2 separate regions of the Homo sapiens genome follow, and region 2 is linked to region 1. The links are chromatin loops, found by intact Hi-C in ENCODE. Cell type or tissue: endothelial cell of umbilical vein. All regions are shown on one strand. Links, peaks and the distances in the headings refer to the core of each region. The heading gives the core; the rest is flanking DNA. Region 1 overlaps RAP2C-AS1 (RAP2C antisense RNA 1). Region 2 overlaps HS6ST2 (heparan sulfate 6-O-sulfotransferase 2).

Region 1 (11,218 bases), core at 2,013-10,012:
AAGTGTGGTGTGGTGCTGAGAAGAATGTCTATTCTGTTGGTTTAGGGTGGAGAGCTCTGTAGATGTCTATTAGGTCTACTTGGTGCAGAGCTGAGTTCAATTCCTGGATATCCTCATTAACTTTCTGTCTCGTTGATCTGTCTAATGTTGATAGTGGGGTGTTAAAGTCTCCCATTATTATTGTGTGGGAGTCTATGTCTCTTTGTAGGTCTCTAAGGACTTGCTTTATGAATCTGGGTGCTCCTGTATTGGGTGCATATATATTTAGGATAGTTAGCTCTTCTTGTTGAATTGACCCCTTTACCATTATGTAATGGCCTTCTTTGTCTCTTTTGTTCTTTGTTGGTTGAAAGTCTGTTTTATCAGAGACTAGGATTGCAACCCCTGCCTTTTTTTGTTTTCCATTTGCTTGGTAGATCTTCTTCCATCCCTTTATTTTGAGCCTATGTATGTCTCTGCATGTGAGATGGGTTTCCTGAATACAGCACACTGATGGGTTTTGACTCTTTATCCAATTTGCCACTGTGTGTCTTTTAATTGGAGCCTTTAGCCCATTTACATTTAAGGTTAATATTATTATGTGTGAATTTGATCCTGTCATTATGATGTTATCTGGTTATTTTGCTCGTTAGTTGATGCAGTTTCTTCCTAGCCTTGATGGTCTTTACAATTTGGCATGTTTTTGCAGGGGCTGGTACCGGTTGTTCCTTTCCATGTTTAGTGCTTCCTTCAGGAGCTCTTTTAGGGCAGGCCTGGTGGTGACAAAATCTCTCAGCATTTGCTTGTCTGTAAAGTATTTTATTTCTCCTTCACTTATGAAGCTTAGTTTGGCTGGATATGAAATTCTGGTTGAAAATTCTTTTCTTTAAGAATGTTGAATATCGGCCCCCGCTCTCTTCTGGCTTGTAGAGTTTCTGCCGAGAGATCAGCTGTTAGTCTGATGGGCTTCCCTTTGTGGGTAACCTGACCTTTCTCTCTGGCTGCCCTTGACATTTTTTCCTTCACTTCTACTTTGGTGAATCTGATCTTTATGTGCCTTGGAGTTGCTCTTCTCGAGGAGCATCTTTGTGGCATTCTCTGTATTTCCTGAATTTGAATGTTGGCTTGCCTTGCTAGATTGGGGAAGTTCTCCTGGATAATATCCTGCAGAGTGTTTTCCAACTTGGTTGCATTCTCCCCGTCACTTTCAGGTACACCATTCGGACGTAGATTTGGTCTTTTCACATAGTCCCATATTTCTTGGAGGCTTTGTTCATTTCTTTTTATTCTTTTTTCTCTAAACTTCTCTTCTCACTTCATTTCATTCATTTGATCTTCCATCACTGATACCCTTTCTTCCAGTTGATCGAATTGGCTACTGAGGTTTGTGCATTCTTCACGTAGTTCTTGTGCCATGGTTTTCAGCTCCGTCAGTTCCTTTAGGGACTTCTCTGCATTGGTTATTCTAGTTAGCCATTCGTCTAGTCTTTTTTCAAGGTTTTTAACTTCTTTGCCATGGGTTCGAACTTCCTCCTTTAGCTCGGTGAAGTTTCATCGTCTGAAGCCTTCTTCTCTCAACTCGTCAAAGTCATTCTCCATCCAGCTTTGTTCCGTTGCTGGTGAGGAGCTGCATTTCTTTGGAGGAGTAGAGGTGCTCTGATTTTTAGAATTTTCAGTTTTTCTGCTCTGTTTTTTCCCCATCTTTTTGGTTTTATCTACCTTTGGTCTTTGATGATGGTGATGTGCAGATGGGGTTTTGGTGTGTATGTCCTTCCTGTTTGTTAGTTTTCCTTCTAGCAGTCAGGAGCCTCAGGTGCAGGTTTGTTGGAGTTTGCTGGAGGTCCACTCCAGACCCTGTTTGCCTGGGTATCAGCAGCAGAGGCTGCAGAACAGAGAATATTGGTGAACAGCAAATGTTGCTGCCTGATCGTTCCTCTGCAAGTTTTGTCTCAGAGGAGTACCCGGCTATGTGAGGTGTCAGTCCGCCCCTACTAGGGGGTGCCTCCCAGTTAGGCTACTCGGGGATCAGGGACCCACTTGAGGAGGCAGTCTGTCCATTCTCAGATCTCAAGCTGCGTGCTGGGAGAACCACTGCTGTCTTCCAATCTGTCAGACAGGGACATTTAAGTCTGCAGAGGTTTCTGCTGCGTTTTGTTTGGCTATGCCCTGCCCCCAGAGGTGGAGGCTACAGAGGCAGGCAGGCAGACCTCCTTGAGCTGTGGTGGGCTCCACCCAGTTTGAGCTTCCTGGCCGCTTTGTTTACCTACTCAAGCCTCGGCAATGGCGGTCACCCCTCCCCCAGCCTTGCTGCCGCCTTGCAGTTTGATCTCAAACTGCTGTGCTAGCAATGAGTCAGGCTCTGTGGGTGTAGGACCCTCTGAGCCATGCGTGGGATATAATCTCCTGGTGTGCCGTTTACTAAGACCGTCAGAAAAGCACAGTATTAGGGTGGGAATGACCCGATTTTCCAGGTGCCGTCTGTCACCCCTTTCCTTGGCTAGGAAAGGGAATTCCCTGACCCCTTGCCCTTCCTGGGTGAGGCGATGCCTCGCCCTGCTTTGGCTCATGCTTGGTGCACTGCACCCACTGTCCTGCACCCACCGTCTGAAAGTCCCCAGTGAGATGAACCCGGTACCTCAGTTGGAAATGCAGAAATCATCCATCTTCTGCGTCGCTCACGCTGGGAGCTATAAACTGGATCTGTTCCTATTCAGCCATCTTGGAACCGCTTCTATCTGATAATTATTTCTTTTGCTGTGCAGAAGCTTTTTAGTTTAATTAGGTCCCATTTATTCAGTTTTGTTTTTGTTGCATTTGCTTTTGGGGTCTTAGTCATAAATTATTTGCCTAGGCCAATGTTCAGAAGAGTTTTTCCTAGGTTTTCTTCTAGATTTTTAATGGTATCAGTTCTTAGATCCATCTTGAGTTAAATTTTGTACATGGTAAGATATAGGGATCTGGTTTTGTTCTTCTACATGTAGCTATCCAATTTTCCCAGCACCATTTATTGAACAGGATATCTTTTCCCTAATTTATGCTTTTGTATGCTTTGTCAAAGATCAGTTGGTTGTAAGATGTGGCTTTATTCCTGAGACCTCTATTCTGTTCCATCAGTTACATGTCTACGTTTTTACCAGTACCATGCTCTTTTGGTTACTATAGCCTTGTAGTATAATTTGAAGTCAGGTAATGTGATGCCTCAAGATTTGTTTTTCTGCTTAGGATTGCTTTGGCTATTTGGACTTTTTTCTGGTTCTATATGAATTTAGGGGATTTTTCTAATTCTGTGAAAAAATGATGTTGGTATTTTGATAGGAATTGCATTGAATCTGTAGGTTGCTTTGAGCAGTGTGGTCATTTTCATCGTATTGATTCTTCCAGTGCATGAGCATGGGATGTATTTCCATTTGTTTGTGTCATCTACAATTTCTTGCAGCTGTGTTTTGTAATACTCCTTACAGAGATGTTTCACCTCCTTGGTTAGGTATATTCCTGGGTATTTTATTTTTTGCAGCTACTGTAAAAGGAATTGAGTCTTGATTTGTCATTCAGTTTGGTCATTGTTGGTGCATAGCAGTACTGCTCACTTGTCTATATTGATGTTGTAGCCTGGGACTTTACCAAGTTCATTTATCAGATTTAAAAGTGTTTTGGAGGAGTCTTTAGGGTATTCTAGATATAAGATCATATAATCAGAAAACAAAGATAGTTCGATTTCCTCTTTTCCAATTGGGATGCCCTTTATTTCTTTCTCTTGCCTGATTGCTGTGGCTAGAACTTCGAAATGTAACTTTTATATGCACTCAGCAACCAAAAACATTATGTTGCTCACTTTATTGCAATATTTGCTTTATGGCAGTGGTCTGAAAGCAAATCCACAATATCTTCAAGGTATGCTTATTTATGCAGGACATCCTTTGTTGGATAAGTTTGAAGGTGGAGAGACCAATCAAAAGATGATTGTCGTAGCACAGGTGAGAGAGATGATGGAGGCTGTGACTGGGTTGTTGCTAATGCAGATGAAGAAAAGTGGATGAATTGGGCATCTATAACAAATGCTGAAACCACAACCATTTCAGTTTTCCAGTTGAGAGGTTATGAGGTCAGATCCAGCACAGTGTATGTAGAAACAGAAAATAAGAGATATCTTAGAGATATAACTTTGAAGGAAGTCTCAAAGACTTAATGCCAGGGAGAATTAGAGCATATTGAGGGTGCGGGAGACTGATTTGTGGTCTCAATCATTAGGGAGATTGAAGGACCAGACAAAGAAATGAGGAGCAAAGGATGGAGACAGGGTGTGGGGAGAAGTGAGGAGGGGGACAGTTTTGGGAAAATTTTAATGATGAAAAGTCAGAGGATATCCAAATGAACATGCCCCATAAGCAATTGGAAATGTAGGTCTGGAGCTCAGGAGCAAGAAAACACTGCAAACGTAATGGGACAAAAGATCTTTCACATTTATATTTAGGTAGAGATGTATCCAGAGACCTGTAGACGTCTTTGGTATTACTTTTTTTAAAAACAAACATGTGATCATCCATAGTCTCTAATACTTATCTACAACCCCAAGAAGGTCTTTCGTTATTGTTGTTTTATTTTTGTTTTTGTTTTTAGGGAGTTGGGTATGGAGTGATCATGTGGGAAGGAACATACGGACAAGGTAAAAGAGTGTGGGATTGGGGAGAAATTGAGAACAAGAGAGGAGAAAAGCACATAAAGCATATCAGAAGCTGCTCCCACCACCATCTCTCTAAAGCTATGATTGAGATGCTGGGCCAGGTTGAGTGATTGTGTTAATTCCCCCTCCCTACCCCATTTTCAGTGAAAGTTTCACCTAGCTTCATGAATAACTGTGTCTTGCTCTGTCTCACTTGCTTTGGCCTTGTCTTTGTCCTTCTCTGTCTTTGTCTCTCCTAGTTTCCTTATCGAGCTTTCCCTCGGGGGACTTTTTCATTCTTCACTAGCCCAATATTTCATCCTTGGGTTGGTTCATGTTTCTCCAAAATGCTGACAGCTCCATCAGAGAATGCAAGGATGAATTGCCACAAATATATTTCTGAACTGCCACTAGATGGCAGTGTCTGGGAACTTTGTTAACTCGGTCTAGGCATTCATGAGTGCCTGACTGCTGAGTGGTAGGGAGTTTCATTTGATTATTCTGCTTTTAGGCCGTTGCAACCAGTTGCTAACACAAGTGCTAGACTTAGCTGGATCTCTTTCTCCATGATAGAAGAAAATTCATGTTTGTAAAGCACCCAGGGCTGGAAAAGCCTGTTCTTTAAGAGGGTTAGCGTTTTCCTCTACCTCAATTCTCACACAAGTTCCTAGCCCTTAGATTCCTTAGATTCCCTTTTGTTCCCCCTTCAGCTGTTGTTTGTTGTTTGGTTTCATTTTTTATGCAAATATATTTCCTCCTTCCCCAGCTTTGTTAGTAAGTTGGATCAATTCTCTTTCCTCTTTTTGAGGATGGACTTGTAGAATCATCTGCTATCAAAGCTTGAAGAACTCTTAGATGTCGTCGAGTCCAATCCAATCATTTACAGATAGAGAAACTGAGGCAAAGACAGGAGCAGAAACTTGTTCAAGGCCATATAAAAATTCAAGGCAGAATCCTATGGGACAATCTCATGACATACTTGTAATAATCAACAAAACAACCAGAAGATTATTTTTGATCCATTAATTGTGGATCTAGCACAATAGAGGAAGGGGAGGGAGACAGGAGGTATAGGACATGGTGCCTGTTCTCAAGGCACTTAGAATCTAGGTGGGAATATAGACTTTTACACAATGAAAAAGAATAAATGCATTGTGTGATAAGGTAATCTAAGAAAAAATGCTAATGTAGGCAAGTGGTACAGGGATTCAGAGGAACAACAGCTCTAAGAGAAAACAAGGCAATGGGTGGGGGTGAAGGTGAAGCTGGGAGATGAGAAATTCAAAGATTATTATTATTCAGGGATCAAGGCCTAATAAGTAGGCCTGACAAGTAGAGGGTAGGGGTCAATAAGAAGTAAAAGATAAGACTCAGTGATAGGCTGGGACTGTACTGTACAGGCTCTTAAATGCCAGGCTAATTCCTGGTAATGCTGAACAGAAACTTTCAAATGCTTTCAATCTATTTTCTATTTACGGTGGTAACTTTCTGCTATGTTTGATTCCCCAAGAAGTAGCCTCTTTGCTCTGCCGTGCTTTTCCCCATTAGTCTCATGTTGCCGGCCCAGCAGAAGGGAGATGAAGTAGAGCTGAAAAATCAGTCTGGGGCTTATTTCCACTACAGCTTTTCCCTAGTGATTCAATCAAGAGTGACCTGGACATTCTCCAATCCTAAACCCATTTCATTCATTTTATTTCCATTCTCCACCCACTCATGGGAGTCTGAGCACCTGGCCTCTGCATCCCACAACTTCCTTTGTCACAAGGGCTTTCCAGAAGGTTTGGAGAGCTCTTGACAGCTGAGAAACACCTATAGAAGGTGAGCATGACTTCATGCAAATGAAAGAGGCCTCCATACAAAACAGCTCTTTAAAAGCAGTCTGAACGTAGGAACAATCCAAGAGCCCTTTCAAATTGTCAAGAGCACATCAGTGCCCAAGCATCTTGGCCAGCCACATTTCAAAGCCAAGCAATGCCACCCTCTCCCCTTCTCAACTCTCCCTTTATACTCCCAAATGGCTTGAGGTCTTTCTACCAGGATACAGTGGATACCTCTGCCTCAGCACCTTCCATCTGGCTTTCTTCCCGCCATTTGCTGTCTTCTCGTCCCCACAGAATGCTATATCTTTCCTCTTAGCCTCTGCTTAGTATACAACCTGACACAGTAGGTACTCAATACACGGTGTTCTTTTCCTTCACAAGGACCTTAGAGATTATCTAGGCCTGAATATTATGGAGCCACCTAATGGACCACTGGGGGTAGGGATCATTGGGAAATAAGGAAATACTCTGACAATTACAGTCTTCATTTCTGTAACTGGTCACATGGTTGTAGTTGGAATTTATAACTACCTTCTTCTACTACCCATTCTGCATCTTCTTTGTCTTCAGCAAACACCTCAGCTGGTTGTGGTTCTTTACCTGGAGGCATGACCCAAACCCTCATTCCTGAAGGGTCTGGGCCATTAGTAGTCTTGCCTGGATTGGTTTGTTGTCTTTTCCATTTACCTTAATCACAGGGCGTGGAAATACTAAGATGCATCTTAAGGGATCCTCTGTATTCCAGACATATTCTTCCTTACCTACATTGTGGAGTTATAGTTCAATTTCTCCTTGGTATTCAGAATCAATCAACTCAGCCAGCACAATAACTCCCTTCCTTGCCTCCTGTTGATTCAGAGGCATGAGGAGCCCAAAGTGGCCAGGCAGCAGCCTTAACTTTCAATTCAATGGAATCATTGTTGTGTCTTCTGGCGGAAGCATTCCTCCCTTTGGAACTAAGACTTCTTGGCCAGCAGACCATAAATTCATGAAAAGAGGCAGTAGAAATTTTGCTAGTAGATCACTAGGGGTGATGGTGAGTGGTACCACTCCCTTTGCCACCCCTTAATTGCTGGACCCATGAATCCTGGCTATGGGAGAAACAGCCCCATCTGAAGATGCTGATTCAGAGCATATACAGCCTTCTGGAGAACTTTCCCCTTGCCCTACAAGGTATTGCCAGCTGGCTGGTGCTGTAACAGAGTTTTTAAAAAGCCAGTTTGCAGTGAAGTGAGTTCCTTTATCAGAAGCAATGCTGGGTGGAATACTATGATGGTAAATAGGGCATTCTGTAAGTCTACAGAGGGTAGTTTTGAAAGAATAATTGTGTTCAGGGAAGGCAAATCCTTATCCATAGTAAGTGTCTATTCCAGTATGGACAAAACTTCCACGATGGAAGTGGCCCAATGTAATCAGCCTGCCACTGTATCAGGGATTCAGTGTTGGTCTCTGCTGCTGGCAGATTGGACACCCCGCCATGGCCATAGCCAAGTTGGCCTTGTTGAATAGAAGTTCATGTTGCTGATTCCATGCATAACCTCCATTCCTGCCACCATGGTCACTTTGTTTATGAGCCCATTGAGCAATGACAGAGGTGGCTGGGAAAGAGACTAGTATCCATAAATGGGTGATTCTATCCACTTGATTATTAAAATCCTCTGCTGAAGTCACCTTTTGATGAGCATTCACAAATATCTTCATTTTTTTACCCATTCATAGAGATCTATCCCATACCTCTTCCCCAAATTTCTTTCTCATCAATGTTCCAATTACGTTCCCTTCAAGTCTCTGACCATCCAGCTAAACTATTGGCCACAGACCATGAATTAGTGTATAATAATGTCTAGCCATTTTTTCTTCCAAACAAAGTGAATGACAAGTGCACTTTTTCAAGTTCTGCCTACTGGGAATATTTCCCTTCATCAATGTCCTTTAGGGATGTTTCAGAGAGGGGCTGTAGTCCTGCAGCTGTCCACTTTTGGATAGTGCCTGTATATCATGCAGAATCATCTATAAAGCAGGTCTGGGTCCTCTCTTCCTCCATGACCTGATCATAGGAAACTCCCCCATGAGGCCATAGCTGCAAGCTTACAGACAGAAGATAGTGTAGCAGGAATGAGGCTCATGGGCATTTAGGCCACTTCTTCGTGTAACTTATTTGTGCTCTCAGGTCCTGTTCAGACCAATCAAGAATAATATCACTTTCATTTAATGATGAAGTATTTTGGTGCATGCCCAATTTTATGGCTTGGTGGGTCAGATAATGGTCAGTTCAGGTCACATGGTAATGTGGTGGCCTGTGGTTAAGCATTCAGTCTCTACTAAGGCCCAGTAGCAGACAAACAGCTCTTTCTCCAAAGAGTAGTTATTTGCTGAGGGTGGTAAGATTTTACTCCAAAATCCTAAGAGCCTTGTGTAGCAATTCACCTATGGGGCCTGACACGGTTTCCAAACTACATTCCTATCTGCCACTGATCCTTCAGGCACCATTGGATCTGCTGGATCATGTAGCCCAATTGGCAGAGCAACTTGCATACCAGCCTGGACCTTGTTCTGGGCCCTACTCAAAACTAGCAGCTTTTTGGGTCACTCAGTAAATGGGCTGGAGTAATACACTCAAATAAGGAATACGTTGAAATCCAAAGAGGCCCACCAGGCGATGTGCCTCCTTTTTGGAGGAGAAAGATGCAACAATCTGTTTTTTACCTTCGCAGGGATTCCTCCACATGCCCTACTCCACTTAGCCCCTAAACATTTCACTGAGGTAGAAGCCCCCTGAATTTTTGATAGATTTATTTCCAAACCTCTGCAAGGTGTTGCTCCACTGTCTTGCCATTTGCATAATTTCCAATCTGCTGTCACCTATATATATGTTCTTCTGAACATAACATATCTCTTTTATCTGGCTACTTTAAAGAGTTTTTCTTTGTCACTGGTTTTGGACAACTTGACTATGATGTGCCCGATTCTACTATTCTTCATATTTCCTGGGCTTGGGGTTAATTGAGCTGCTTGGATCTGTGGGTTTATAGTTTTCATCAAATTTGGAAAATTCTCAGCTATTATTCCTTAATATATTTTTTCTGCCCCTGCTCCCCCCACCTCAGGGGATCTGATTACATGTGTATTAAGCCACTTGTTGTTTTCCTAAGCTCATTGATGTTCTATTTATTTAGTTTTTTTCTGTTTCACTTGAGATAGTTTCTATTAATATATCTTCATGTTCACGAATCTCTTCTGCAATGTGTACTCTGCCATTCTATCCAGTGTATTTTTCATATTAGACATTGTATTTTTCATCTCTAGAAGTTCAATTTGGTCTTTTAAAAATTTATTTATTTATTTGTTTAGAGACAGAGTCTTACTCTGTCACCCAGGCTAGAGTGCAGTGGCACGATCTTGGCTCACTGCAACTTCTGCCTCCGGGGTTCAAGCTATTCCCTTGCCTCAGCCTCCTGAGTAGCTGGGATTACAGGCGTGCACCACCACACCTGGCTTATTTTTGTATTTTTAGTAGAGACAGCGTTTCACCGTGTTGGCCAGGCTGGTCTCAAACTCCTGATCTCAAGTGATCTGCCTGCCTCGGCCTCCTAAAGTGCTGGGATTACAGGTGTGAACCACTGCACCTGGCCCATTTTATTTTTTAAAATTGTAAAAACACAGAACCCCTGGTTTATAATCAATTTGGTCTTTTTTATACCACTCATATCTTCACTGAACTTTTTGAATATATGAAATACAATTACAGAAACTATTGCAATGTCCTTTTCTCTGCTAATTCTAATATAGTTATTCTCCTCATTATGGATCATTCTTTCCTTCTTCTTTGCATACTGATAATCTTTTATCGGATGCCAGACATTGTGACTTTTACCTCATTGTATGCTAGATGTTTTTGTATTTCTAATAAATATTATAGACCTTCGTTCTGGGATGCAGTTAAGTTACTCAAAAATATTTTGATCCTTTCAAGGCTAGCTTTTATAATCTATTAGGCAGGTCTGAAAGAATGTTCAGTCTATGGCTAAATAGTCTTTATAACTGAGGCAAGGCCTTCCTGAGTACTCTATCCAATGCCCTAGAATTATGAGGTTTTCCAATCTGGCTGGTTGGGAACAGGCACTACTCCTAGCCTTGTATGAATGCTAAGTGCAGTTACTTCTGATCCTTTTGGGTGGTTCTTCCCTCAATATCAGGTAGTTTTCTCACATGTGCAGTTTAGTACTCAGCTGAATGCTTGTGAGGAACCCTCTATAGATTTCTCAAGTTCCCTCTCTATGCAGCCCTCTCCTGGTATTCTGTTCTGAACTCCAGCCTTCTTAGTCACCCCAGATTATCAGCTCCATCTCTTCAGCTCAAGAAGTCTGTCAGACTCTACCTGGGTTTCCCCTTCCTAGGTTTACTGCATTCGTTTTTCATACCCCGGGGATTAGTTCTCTTCATTGCCTGATATACACTCATGAAAAGTGTTGTATCATATATTTTTTCTAACTTTTTGGTTATTTCAAGTGGGAGATGAAATCTGGTCCCTGATACTCATCTTAATCAGAAGCAGAGGTCCATCTTCAGGAAAGCTCTTCTAACAACATCTCAGCTTCTTCATTATGCTTCCTCTGGAGCTTGTCCCATATAGTTCATTTAGCTGCAAACCCTCTGCATCCATGGGCTCCACCAAGGACACATACAGAACAGGGATATTCTCTGTCTCTATCCAGGATCTGTTTTCCCTCTTAGTCTTCTCCCTAATGGCCACTGTCTT
Region 2 (11,218 bases), core at 2,190-10,189, 340 kb after region 1:
GCTTCTTGTCCAGTTTGTGGCTATATTACTACAGATGAAACACATGAGCAGATTGTACAAGATGTGACTTTATGGTCACACTTCTAAGCATGTCCCTTGTGAAAACATAAATGCCACTTTCAGTCACCTTGTTTGATTTACAGCCAGGAGGTTAGTGTAAGTCCTTGCATAAGTATAGCAAAATCCACAGTAAAATGAAAACTGCCCGGAATCATGATGCTTGACAGCACAGTGGGTTACATACTTCTTTTTATCTTGGTCAGCTTGTAATAGGTACCATAGAAGTATTTTTGCATCGACTTACACTACCAAATTACTCTGCTCAACTCATATGTTCCTGATATGTAACCTCACTACAGAACACTTTTTACTTTTGCTCTTTTCAAAACAAAAACTTTGTAGAAGGGTTTGCCCACATTATCAAGGTGCTATTGAATAACTGGCTAGCCTTCCTAATGCTTATTTTATCCTTTTTTGGCTTTTGTAATTGTCTACAAATCTGTCAACATGAAAAAGAACTAAAGGGCTAGAAATAGTTGGCCCAACTGGAAACATTACAATAGAGATGTACAAAAAGTAAGTAAGAGTTCACATTTTAGGTTAAATTCTATCTGATCAAGAATAACTTCAGCAATATTTTTAGACACATTATCCTGTTCAAGTTTCTTGATTAGGACCTCACTACACAAATATTGATAAAATAATTCTATAGAAAGAAAGTCCTGACTTTAATCCAGGATTATATACCACAATAACTTCAGCAACACACCATTTAGATGATGAAGAAAGATTCTATACATGGGTTAATTTGGAATGAGCACAATTCAGAGAAGCCTTAAAATGAATGAGAAGCAGCGCCAAAATGATTCCAGTATTGTTGAAATTACAGTGCCCTGAAAGCGCCTGGAAATTAGATCTTTACATTGGTATTTCATTTTGAAAAAAAGGTGTTTTGTTTAATGTGAGATACACCCTGTGTAAAACCTTTAAACAGTAGAAGGTAGAAAAAGTTTAAAATTTTAAACATCTCTTAAATATCAAGATATGAGTCCTGTTCTTGAAAAGCCAATATTTTGACATAAAACTACCCATGTTTGGAGAGGAATTTTTTATTTTCTACAGCTCGGTAAGATTCACCATCAGTTGTTATTCTATTTAAATAGATTCCTTGTTAAAATCAGAAGAAAATAAAAGGTTTTATGTTTCATTTTAGTTGCTTTATGTTTATACTTATTCTCACCCCTGGAAAAAATATTTGATTCCAAGATTGGGTTTTAACAGTGTATCATGAATAATTTAAAGTCCATTTCTTAGCCATAAGTTAAATGGTCACATTTTATGTTTTCACTTTGTCTCCATAACTAATTTAAGAACTTCTTAAAATATCTAAACAGCAATTTCTGGTGAGTCTGGTTTGGCTTTCGGATTTCATATTTAGTCCAACCCCAAAAAGACAATTTAATTCCATATTGAGATTTGTTTTACCTACACACAGTATAACACTGAATTGAAAGGCAACTGTAAAGGCAACATCTAAACTTTTTTTTAAAACTTCCCCAATGAAGGAAGCAGGATGTGTTTGGACACTTTCATCTTTTAAGCTATGCCATCTTTTCAGTGGCGCTTTGGGAGAAGTATGTACAGGCCTTTTTGAGCCATTTAACGCCATTTCTCTACACTGCCTATGTAGTCGTTGGTGCCATTGCTGGTGTTATCATTCTGCTCCTTGCCTGAGTTCTGCTTCGGGCTTTCCCGGTTCTCCTTCTGGCTCAAACTCTGAGTCAGATTCTGCATCAGATTCTGAGTCAGGTTCTGATTGGCATTCGGATTTGGGTTCTGACTCTGATTCTGATTCGGATTCTGGCTCTGGCCCTGACCCTGGCTCTGGAAATGGGTCTGAAGGAGCCTTCCCTTCAGAAATTTGCGTTGTTCCTGACGCTTTCGCCTGGCCTCCTGATGCTCTTTCTGCCTCATAAACTGATACCTCTGCAAAAAAAGGTCTTTGGCATAGCTGTACAACTCCATATCCAGAAAATTCAGTCCCTCAATACGCTTTTGAATTTCCTCATTGATCTCTACACTAGAGGCCCTAGTGGTATTATACTGGGTAAATGGCGAAATAAAGTTCATGTTGAAGGTTTTCTCAAACAGATATTGGGTCTTCCGCTGAAACTCAGTGAGGCCGAAGAACGCCATGTGCTTCAGATTTGACTTGGCACTTTCCAGAAGGACCTTGTTTCTTTGCTTTTCAGGCATGACAGAGAGGTTGTAGCAGCCTACCAGGGTCAGGTCGGAGAGCATGCGCACCTGGCGGTTGTTGGCTAGATTGTAGGGACAGTCCATAAACTCTTTGAGGGGGCAGCCAGACCAGTCATCGCCAGTGTAGCAGCTGGGCAGCTCTTCGGAGGTTGGAGGCCTTCCATCGCAGACATGCAGGGATGCTTTCCATGTTGCCCCTCTCTGGACATGCCTCCACTCACTCAAGTACCGGGACACTGGGTCTCGGAGGATGGTGATGTAGTGGAAGTTCCTATGGATGAAGCACAAAAACCAACAGTCAGAGATATGGGCGAAATAAGTGGAGTCATGGAGGTACATGGCATATGTGGTGTTCACTGGCTAAAAAGGAAGGCAAAGCAAAAATGACAGGGATCTGATGGCATTTGTCCTGTAAACTGTACTGCAGTCCCCTCTCTGAGTCTCACTAGCCTAGAGATAGCTAATTTTTTCAACCAATTTGCTGATACTTCAGCTAAAACAGGTATGAAAAGGTTAGATTCCAGACATTGACCTTGTCATGCTTCACTCCCGTTCGTTCCCCCTTCCCCTCTTTTTCTCCCTCTCTAACCAAAGACAAAATCTTCCCAATGACACCATTGGCTAACTAGGCAACCACTTTATTTCATGCCCCCCACTCTAAACCATTTAGTGATCATGAAATGGAGACTCATTGGAAGCACATACTTTATTGGAGTGAAATGGAGTTGACAAGTGGGTTCAAATTCGAATCTTATTAAATATGCAATAGCATTTTTTCTAATATCCAGTCTAATCTGCATATCTTTTTGTTTTTAAAAAACTCATTAAAAGAGTGTATGATATGATACTCTTGATTCTGGCTGTTGTCATATTATGGCTCATACATTATGGAAGTGGAATGTAGAGATAGGCAGAGTAGCCCAGGGCCTCCAGCAATAAACGCTGTGGTTAGTCACTGACTGAAATAGACATGGTAGCTGCCAATGGCATGTATGCAAGCTACTACCTTGGTTTCCACCTTTGCTCCTATGATAATATTCCCAGGATAGGAAACTTAACTCTATCAGCAGCTTCAAAATGTCCCTTTTCCTTATCTACTAAAAGGGCACGTGGATGTCAGCAAGTGTGGAGGCTTTGCTGTATGGCTGTCTTCTCTTTAGGGCTTCAAACAAAGTTCTTTGCTCAAATAGCAGACTAGCAAACATTTAAACCACATGTTAACACACTCACACCATACATGGTAGGCACACGCCCCAGAAACATCAAGTCCATGATACAATCAGGCATACTTAAGGAGAGAACCGTGTCATTGTGCTTTTCATGAGAAATGGGTTACCACTCAGGTACAGAAGATGAAGGACGAGGCCACAGAAGGGCATATTGTGGAAAGAAAGCAACAATAAACATTGAATATTAGCATTTAGCTTCTTAAAGGAAACCCGGAGAATGGCTTGCAACTTTTCTGAAATATTCATTCCCATCTGAGGGAGTGGTTGTTCTCTACACATACATGAGGAGCCACAGGGAACCTGCTCAGCCACCTGCTTAACTGAATATTGGCTGATGTTCATTGAGGAAACGTTTCTCCCAACTGGGGCTTCCATCACCTCAGGCATCCTGAAATCTATCTCCTATGCCTCTATCCTGTACATGGTGCTTGCTCTGCCTGCCATGATCTTCCCTCTTTGGCTGGAAAATTCTACTCATCCTTCAATACCAGTTCAAGTACCATCTCTTTTGTGAAAAAATGTACCCCACTCTGTGTTGCCAGTTATCATTTCTTCCTCTGTGTTGCCATAGCACTTCTATACTTAGCCTTTGTTAAAATATTTGTGATACTGGGGCTGGGCACGGTGGCTCATGCCTGTAATCCCAGCAGTTTGGGAGGCTGAGGTGGGTGGGTTGCTTGAGGTAAGGAGTTTGAGACCAGCCTGGACAACACGGTGAAACCCCATCTGTTAAAAATACAAAAATTAGCCAGGTGTGGTTGTGCGCTCCCGTAATCCTAGCTACTCAGGAGGCTGAGGCACGAGAATCACTTGAACCCAGGAGACGGAGGTTGCAGTGAGCTGTGGTTGTGCCACTGCATTTCAGCCTGAGCAATAGAGTGAGACCCTACCCCTCCACCCCACTGCCTCCCCCAAAAATGTGTGATACTGAATTACAATTAATTGTTTATATTTCCACTTAAACTATGTTTTCAAGGACAGGGGCTCTGTCCTATTCTTCTATATAGCCCTCATCCCATCCATTCCAGCTTTGTACATTGGCCTTCATCCCTGGCATAAAGCAGAATCTCAGTAACTTCTTTAACTGCTTACTTGATGAACTATCCTGGGGAAGAGGAAGGAGAGAGCTAGGGACATGCCTCATGACATAAAAACTCTGGATAATCTTCTAAGTGCCTTGCAAAAAATCACAGGAAGGTTTTTCTTAAAATAAATCACTTTATATATTTTTTCAGGAAGAAACAAGCATTGGGCACAGGAGAAGCATCTGGGAGTGAGGATGGAAAAGGGGCCAAGAGCACTTTCACTTGTCTCACTACTTTCCCTAGGACCTGATCTTGTTGGTGCCACTAAAATTCATCTCTATGAGAAGCCACTGCTAAAGAGTAGCAGCTTTTGTTCTCCAGTAGCCTTTACCAACAAAGATGACTACTAAAGCCCTGGGTTCCCTCCTTCCACTCCTAGCTTTAGTACTCATCCATTCAGTGCATACTTATTGAGCCTTTATGCTAGCCCTGAGGCAACAGTTTAGTGGCAATTAGTCTGATTATTTGGAAAAAAAAAAAAAGAAATTTATTAAGGTCTGTGACACATTTGGATTAACCTTTCAACCAGCTTTTCCAGGCATGCATTGTAATGGGGGCTGCTCGGTGTTCTAACCCCCCAAAATGGAGTCACCTTCATGCTTAGCTGGAAGTCTTCTTGCCCTAACTTCTTGTATTGGTTTAAGCCTACAGTGACATCTTCTGGTAAATATTAAGAGTGCACCACAGTGGAAGTCTGCAGCTCTCCTTCCTAAACATTGTTCCTAGCCTTTCAGAGCAAATACATCCCAACCACCAGGGTTAATGACACAATCAATGTTTCATAAGCACCACCCCTACCCCAACATGGATAGAGAGAAGGCAACACAGAGACAGACTTTCAGAGAGGGTCTCTCATGTTGTGGGTGTGTGGATCCAGTATGCATTCAACTTGAAGGTCACCTAGTGCCCTTAAGAAATACGGACAGCCCAACGTAGGCAGCCTCAGTGTCTACACTGTAGGGATTTTCACTGCAGCAGAGAAGTTAGAGGGGCACACACATACACACACTGCTGCCTTGGTGATAACAGCCACCTAGACTCATATGACAAAACCTGCAGAGATTCAGTGAGTGTCAACAGCCCCCTTCTTCCAGGGCAAATAGCCTTGGGGACCCAGAATGCCTCAACTGAAAGCACTTGATGCTGCTTAGAAATATTCCATGTGTAGAAAGAAAGAAAGATCTGCTGAAGGGTAGGTGTCCAGGGTCCAGGGGTCTCCTGAATTTCATGGTGTGTTGGAAGTAGGAAGGCAGGTAAAGATAACACCTTGGAGGTTATGTCAGAAAAAGAATCCAGGATGCTCATTATATCCAAGGAAGAGCTTTTAGGGCAATATCAGAGAAGCACGCTGGGGAATGCAGCTGGGGTCGGGGGCAAACAGAGACATGGCCAGTTTTCCCTCAGTGGTCAGGTCAGGTCAAGACTTGCTTAGTCTTGGCACCTAATGTGTGCCTGGCACTATGGCAGGCACTGGGGATACAGACAGGGATAAGACATGGAAACCCGGGGAAAGTGTTTCAATTGTGTGTGCCATGAATGCTTGGAGCAAGTGCAGGGTATGATTAAAAAAAAACACCTCACACTGATTTCTAACCTAGCCTAAAGATAAGACAAGGGTTTCTGCAGCTTTATTTTGAAAAACAAGAATTAGATGAGGCAACTGGGCACGGTGGCTCACACCTGTAATTCCAGCACTTTGGGAGGCCAAGGTGGGCAGATCACTTGAACCCAATAGTTCAAGACCAGCCTGAACAACATGGTGAAACCCTGTCTCTGCAAAAAATAGAAAAATTAGTGGGCGTGGTGGTGCACACCTGTAGTCTCAGCTACTAGGGAGGCTGAGGCGAGAGGATCACTTGAGCCTAGGAGGTAGAAGCTGCAGTGCACCATGGTATCACCACTGCACTCCAGCCTGGGTGACAGAGTGTGAGACTCCATCTCAAAAAAAAAAAAAAAAAAATGAGTCAAGGAGAGAGGAAAGGAGTATGAGACAGAAGGATCAGCATGAGCAGAGGCACAGAGGCATAAACCAGCCTATTGTGCAAGAGAAACGTGCATCAAAAAACCTCCCGGGGAGTGAAGGAGTAGTGGCAGGAATTGAAGATGGAGAGGGAGCCCAGGACCTGGTTGTGAAAGGCCACAGATGCCATATTAAAGCATTCAAAGTTAATTCTGCAGGCAACAGAGAGGCTTTGAAGGGCTTTAAGCAGGGGAATGACATGATGAGGTCTGTGTTTTAGAAAGATCATTATGTATATGAAGATGAAATTCGTGAAGTTAGTTAAGAGGCCACTGCAGAAGACAAGGCAAAAGAGAAGGAGGAGCAGACTAGAGAAATATTTAGCGGGTAAAAGTGACAAAAGGGATTCGGGGGAGAAAGAGGAGGAGGACTTAAGGATGCCTCCTAGAGCTCTGGAGGAAGGACTGAGGTGCCTGCGGGACATCTGAGTAGAGTTGAATGAACAGATCTGGCACTCAGAGAGCAACCTGGGCTGAAGATAAGGTACGGAGTGGTCAGCACAAAGTGGTAATTTCCAGACCATCATGGTCTATTTAGGGACCTTTTTAAAATTCCACTTGTGTGGCTTCAGATATTCGAAGACAGCATTTACCCCAGGGCTTCTCTTCTTTATGCTAAAAATGGTTTTCAACTATTCTCTATATAGCTTCAAGGCCCCGCTATCCTGTTGTCTGCCTGCAAGTGCATTCCACTTTATTGGAACATGGCCTGCTAAGCACGATCTGACAAGCAACAAGAAGGGACAGCCTATCACCTTCCTCATTCTTGACACCATTTCTCTTAATGTGGCCTCAGATCACATGGACCATTTTGGCGGCCACACCACACCACTGATACACAGTAAGCTCAATTGTTTCATACTTTCACATATATGCCACGCTGGAACGCAATCTATATTGTCAGGAACTGATGCAGTGTATTTGTGGCCCTGTTTAATCTCTTCTTGATGGAGGAAATCTAAGCCTGTCAAAAGACATCTACATTCTGATTATATCCCCCAATATCTTCACCATACTTTCCTGTTCCTGTTGGCAATGCCTGGATTCAGGCATTGATCAAAACAGAGCAAGATGCAGGTGAGAGCAAGTCTCTGATAGTTGCTGGAAATCTTTCTTCAGGTTGACATGAAACTGAAGGGTGCCGCTGAATGGACTGACTGAATTTTAACTGAATGAGGCCAGTTCAGCCCCAGGAAAATCATACGCCACCTGTTTCACTTAGTAGTAATTGGACAGGACTTTCTTGTGACCAAATGTATCACCTAATTAAAATGACAAGGTGTCACATTTTTAAATTGGAGCCATGACTCCCCATTGGGTTACATGGGTTAATTGAATGGCTGATTGGTGCTTCTGTATGCCCATGGTGACTTTACAGGCACTACACAGTTAAAGGTTTACCACCTTCTACTGAATGACAGTTCTCTGGGTGGCCTTGGACCAACACAATACTCCCCTCATTCTTGCTTGTCATTCTTAAGAATAACTGTAGAATGTGCTGGGAGTGCAGTATCCTGAGATAGGGAGGAACTGCCTGAAACAGCAAAAGCCTTGTTCCAGTCCTTCCTGGAGAATCTAACATCTTGAGATAGGGAGGAACTGCCTGGGACAGCCCAGCCTTTGTTCCTTTCTCTCAGAAGCAGGATGTCCTTCAAAGCTTTGCTAAATGAGTCACATGGCCCCTGAGGTATATAACTCAGGAAAGGCTGCCTTTTGGGGTCTCTCAGCTATGGTGCAAGTGAGGCATGCTTAATCGAGACTCATTCACCCAGGCAGCTTTCTTGAGTCTTGGGAAACCATCTCACAGTGGATCCTAGGCTTCTTTTGTCCCTTGCTGCCTATCTGTAAGTAATAAACCCACTTCATGTAACTTGTTGCTTATGAGTGTGTTCTGTCTCACCAAACCCATAGAAGTTTATAAACAATGCACAGTGAACCTGCTTTGTGTCTACAAGTTTAGGCCAACTTTTTCCTGTCACTGATAAGCAATTGTCGAAATAATAGCAACAAATGAAAGAGTTGTCCAAGCAAGAAACCAAAGGGCCATCCTTGACTCCTCTAATCTCCCCTCACTACTAAGAGCTAAACATTCGCTTAAGTCCTTTCCAGTTTCTAATAGCTCTGAAATCCATCCTTTGCACCACTGCCTGGGGTCAGGCCTTCATCACTTCTCTACTAAAACATTGCAGTAGCATCCCGTCCTACTCTTCAGGTCTCCAGTCCCATGCCACTTCCACACCCCCAGATGGCACATACCTGACCTGTCATTCCCTAATTAAGCCCTCCCAATGGCTCCCTATCAACTATGACATGAAGCCAAGCTCCTCCACATGCTACAGACAGCCTTGTGGAATCCAGCAACCACCTTTCTTTCTGTCCAGCCTTCTCAAGTGAGCTCCCTCTATACAAGTCTTTCTCAATTGTGAGTGATCTTCCATCTCCACTCCCCAAACCCCCAACTCTGGGCCACTTGGCAATATCTGGGGATATTTTGGTTGTAATGACTTGGGGAGGGGGTTGGTACTGGCATCTAGTAAGTCAAGTCCAGGGATGTTGCTAAATATCCTATCATGCACAGTCCCCCTACAACAAAGAAATACCCTGCCTCAGATGCCAATAATGCCAAGGTTGAGGAACCTTGCTCTATACCCTATATGCTGAATTTTCCAAATCAAAGTCCCAGGCAGTGACTCCACAGGTGCTTTGCCTCTGTATATGGAGTGCCCACTCTTTTGAATGGCTTCTATTTATCCTTTGTAGGTTACCTGGCAAAGTCTTTCAAAACTCAACTCAAAGACTGTCTCCTCCGCGAAACCTTCCTTGACCTCCCTGGATGGAGTTAAGCACCCCCTTCTCTGCTCCAGACGCCCTGGTGTTCTCCCATTGTAACATGTATCACAATGTGCTGGGATTGTCAAGCGATTTTTCTGCCTCTTCCGCTGGACTATGAGCTCTGGGAGGGTAAGAACCATGTATCTATCCTCAGGGCCTAGCACAATGTTTGACATAAAGTAAGCAATTAATAAAAGATTGTTGAATGAATTTCTGCAGGAGAAGCAGCAGAGCTTATGATGAGCAAATAGGAAAATGCGTATCTTATTCTTTGATAAGGAAAAGCCACTAGATGTCACTATGAAATAACAGATATACCATTTTATACCTGTAATGGAGCATTTTAAGGAGATGTAGCTGTGAAGGACATTGTTATATTTAGCTGTTGTCCCTGACTTTTTGTGCAGTATCCCAGTTTAAAAGAAGGCTGGAAAGTTTAAGGACGTTAAAAATAACTAAATGGTTAAAAACAAGAATCTTATTTTTTATTCTCCTTTTAATAGACCATTCTGAAATAAGTGCCCAAGTTCTAAGTCACAGAGTCCTACACTCGTCAGAACAGGAGGAAACCTTTGAGACAGTAAATCATTTAGGTCAAACCCTTCACTTTAAAGGTGGGGATACTGAGGCCCAGAGAGAGACAGGCAAGGACTTGTCCCCAAATCACACCTTGCCAGTAGCCCTTGAGAATCAATCTACCTGAGAGAACTATTTCTGGGCCGAAGTCCTGTTATTTTAGCAGACCCTCTTTGTGTCTGCTAGTTACCTAGGATGGCACACTCAACCAGGCCTGAAAGAACTCACTAACCCCCATGAAGGGTAAACATTTGGCTGCTCAAAGAGGACACTTTCTTACACCAACTACATAGCCAGGAACTGGGGGTGCTCTGTGCCTGACACTTATACGTTAACTCCCAACAATCCTGTGAATCATATATTATTATTCCCTTTTCCAGAATGAAGAAACTGAGACTCAGAGATGATGTGACTCTGGGTCACGCCTCAAGTTAAGTAGGTGTGTTCAGGCTTCAATCCAGGTCTCTCTCACTCTAGAAATGGTATTCTTTCCATCCTGGTGCTAGGGCACAAGCCCAGGACTTCTAATTCTATGAGTTAACTAAAAAAGTGGTTCCTAAAGTGTGAGCCCAGAACCATCAGCATCAGCATCATTTAGGAACTTGTTAGAAATGCACACTCTCAGGTCCACTCACTGAATCTGAAACTCAGAGGCTGGGGCTTGCCAATCTGCATTTTGGGAAGCCCATCCAGAAATTCTGATATACACACAGTTGAGTTTGAGAATCACTGTCCTAGGCATGTGGCTTCAGAGATCAGAAGTCTCTCAGAAATCCCAGGTGGTATCTAGAGTGTAGACAAGCCAACTGTGCCCCCGGATGCAAGCCCTATCTTCTCTCTACCCCTTGGAGAAACCCTGGGGGCACCCATTTCCATCAAGGGAAAGTCCAGGGAATGTTACTTGAGCAAAGTTCTGAGGATCATGCTGTAAACATTTACTTTCCTTTGAGGCTACTGGTTCACGAAAGGCCATGATAAGGTTTTCCCTGCACTACTCAAAGGGGAAATAAATATCAAAGACATTTTTTAATAGAAGAAGGCCAGAAAACCCGTAGCAGTTAAGGTCATAGGAGTGATCAATAAAAAGTTAATTTAAGAAAGGAAACAAATTCTTATCCCAAATCAATAGGAGTGAACATTCTATTATACCTGTAGCATATATATGTGCTATATATATATAAAAAATATATATATAAAATATTATATATTTATATATAT

Evidence for each region. Hi-C counts contacts between places; a loop is a spot of excess contacts. Peaks named below come from ENCODE experiments on the same cell type or tissue, not always from the same donor. Only the 100,000 strongest peaks of a DNase experiment are listed, where the experiment ranks them.
Region 2: a loop joins it to region 1, with 17 times the contacts of the local background. A loop is called at or near these places in 25 of 110 quality-filtered maps.

The regions. Positions count from the first base shown.
Region 1 is chrX:132,287,916-132,299,133 of GRCh38, forward strand. All of the region lies in intron 2 of RAP2C-AS1 (RAP2C antisense RNA 1), which reads left to right. Among named protein-coding and RNA genes, the nearest start is that of RAP2C, 74 kb to the left of the region's middle. RefSeq lists an enhancer at 1,798-2,997. In endothelial cell of umbilical vein, for the core only: a CTCF peak has its summit at 5,065 (motif pointing right); no DNase peak of the experiment used is centred there; H3K27me3 peaks cover 157 bases.
Region 2 is chrX:132,626,564-132,637,781 of GRCh38, forward strand. It overlaps HS6ST2 (heparan sulfate 6-O-sulfotransferase 2), which reads right to left. Exons shown (of 5, transcript NM_001394073.1): 5 at 1-2,530. The coding sequence ends at 1,660. Among named protein-coding and RNA genes, the nearest start is that of HS6ST2-AS1, 35 kb to the right of the region's middle. In endothelial cell of umbilical vein, for the core only: a CTCF peak has its summit at 5,246 (motif pointing left); no DNase peak of the experiment used is centred there.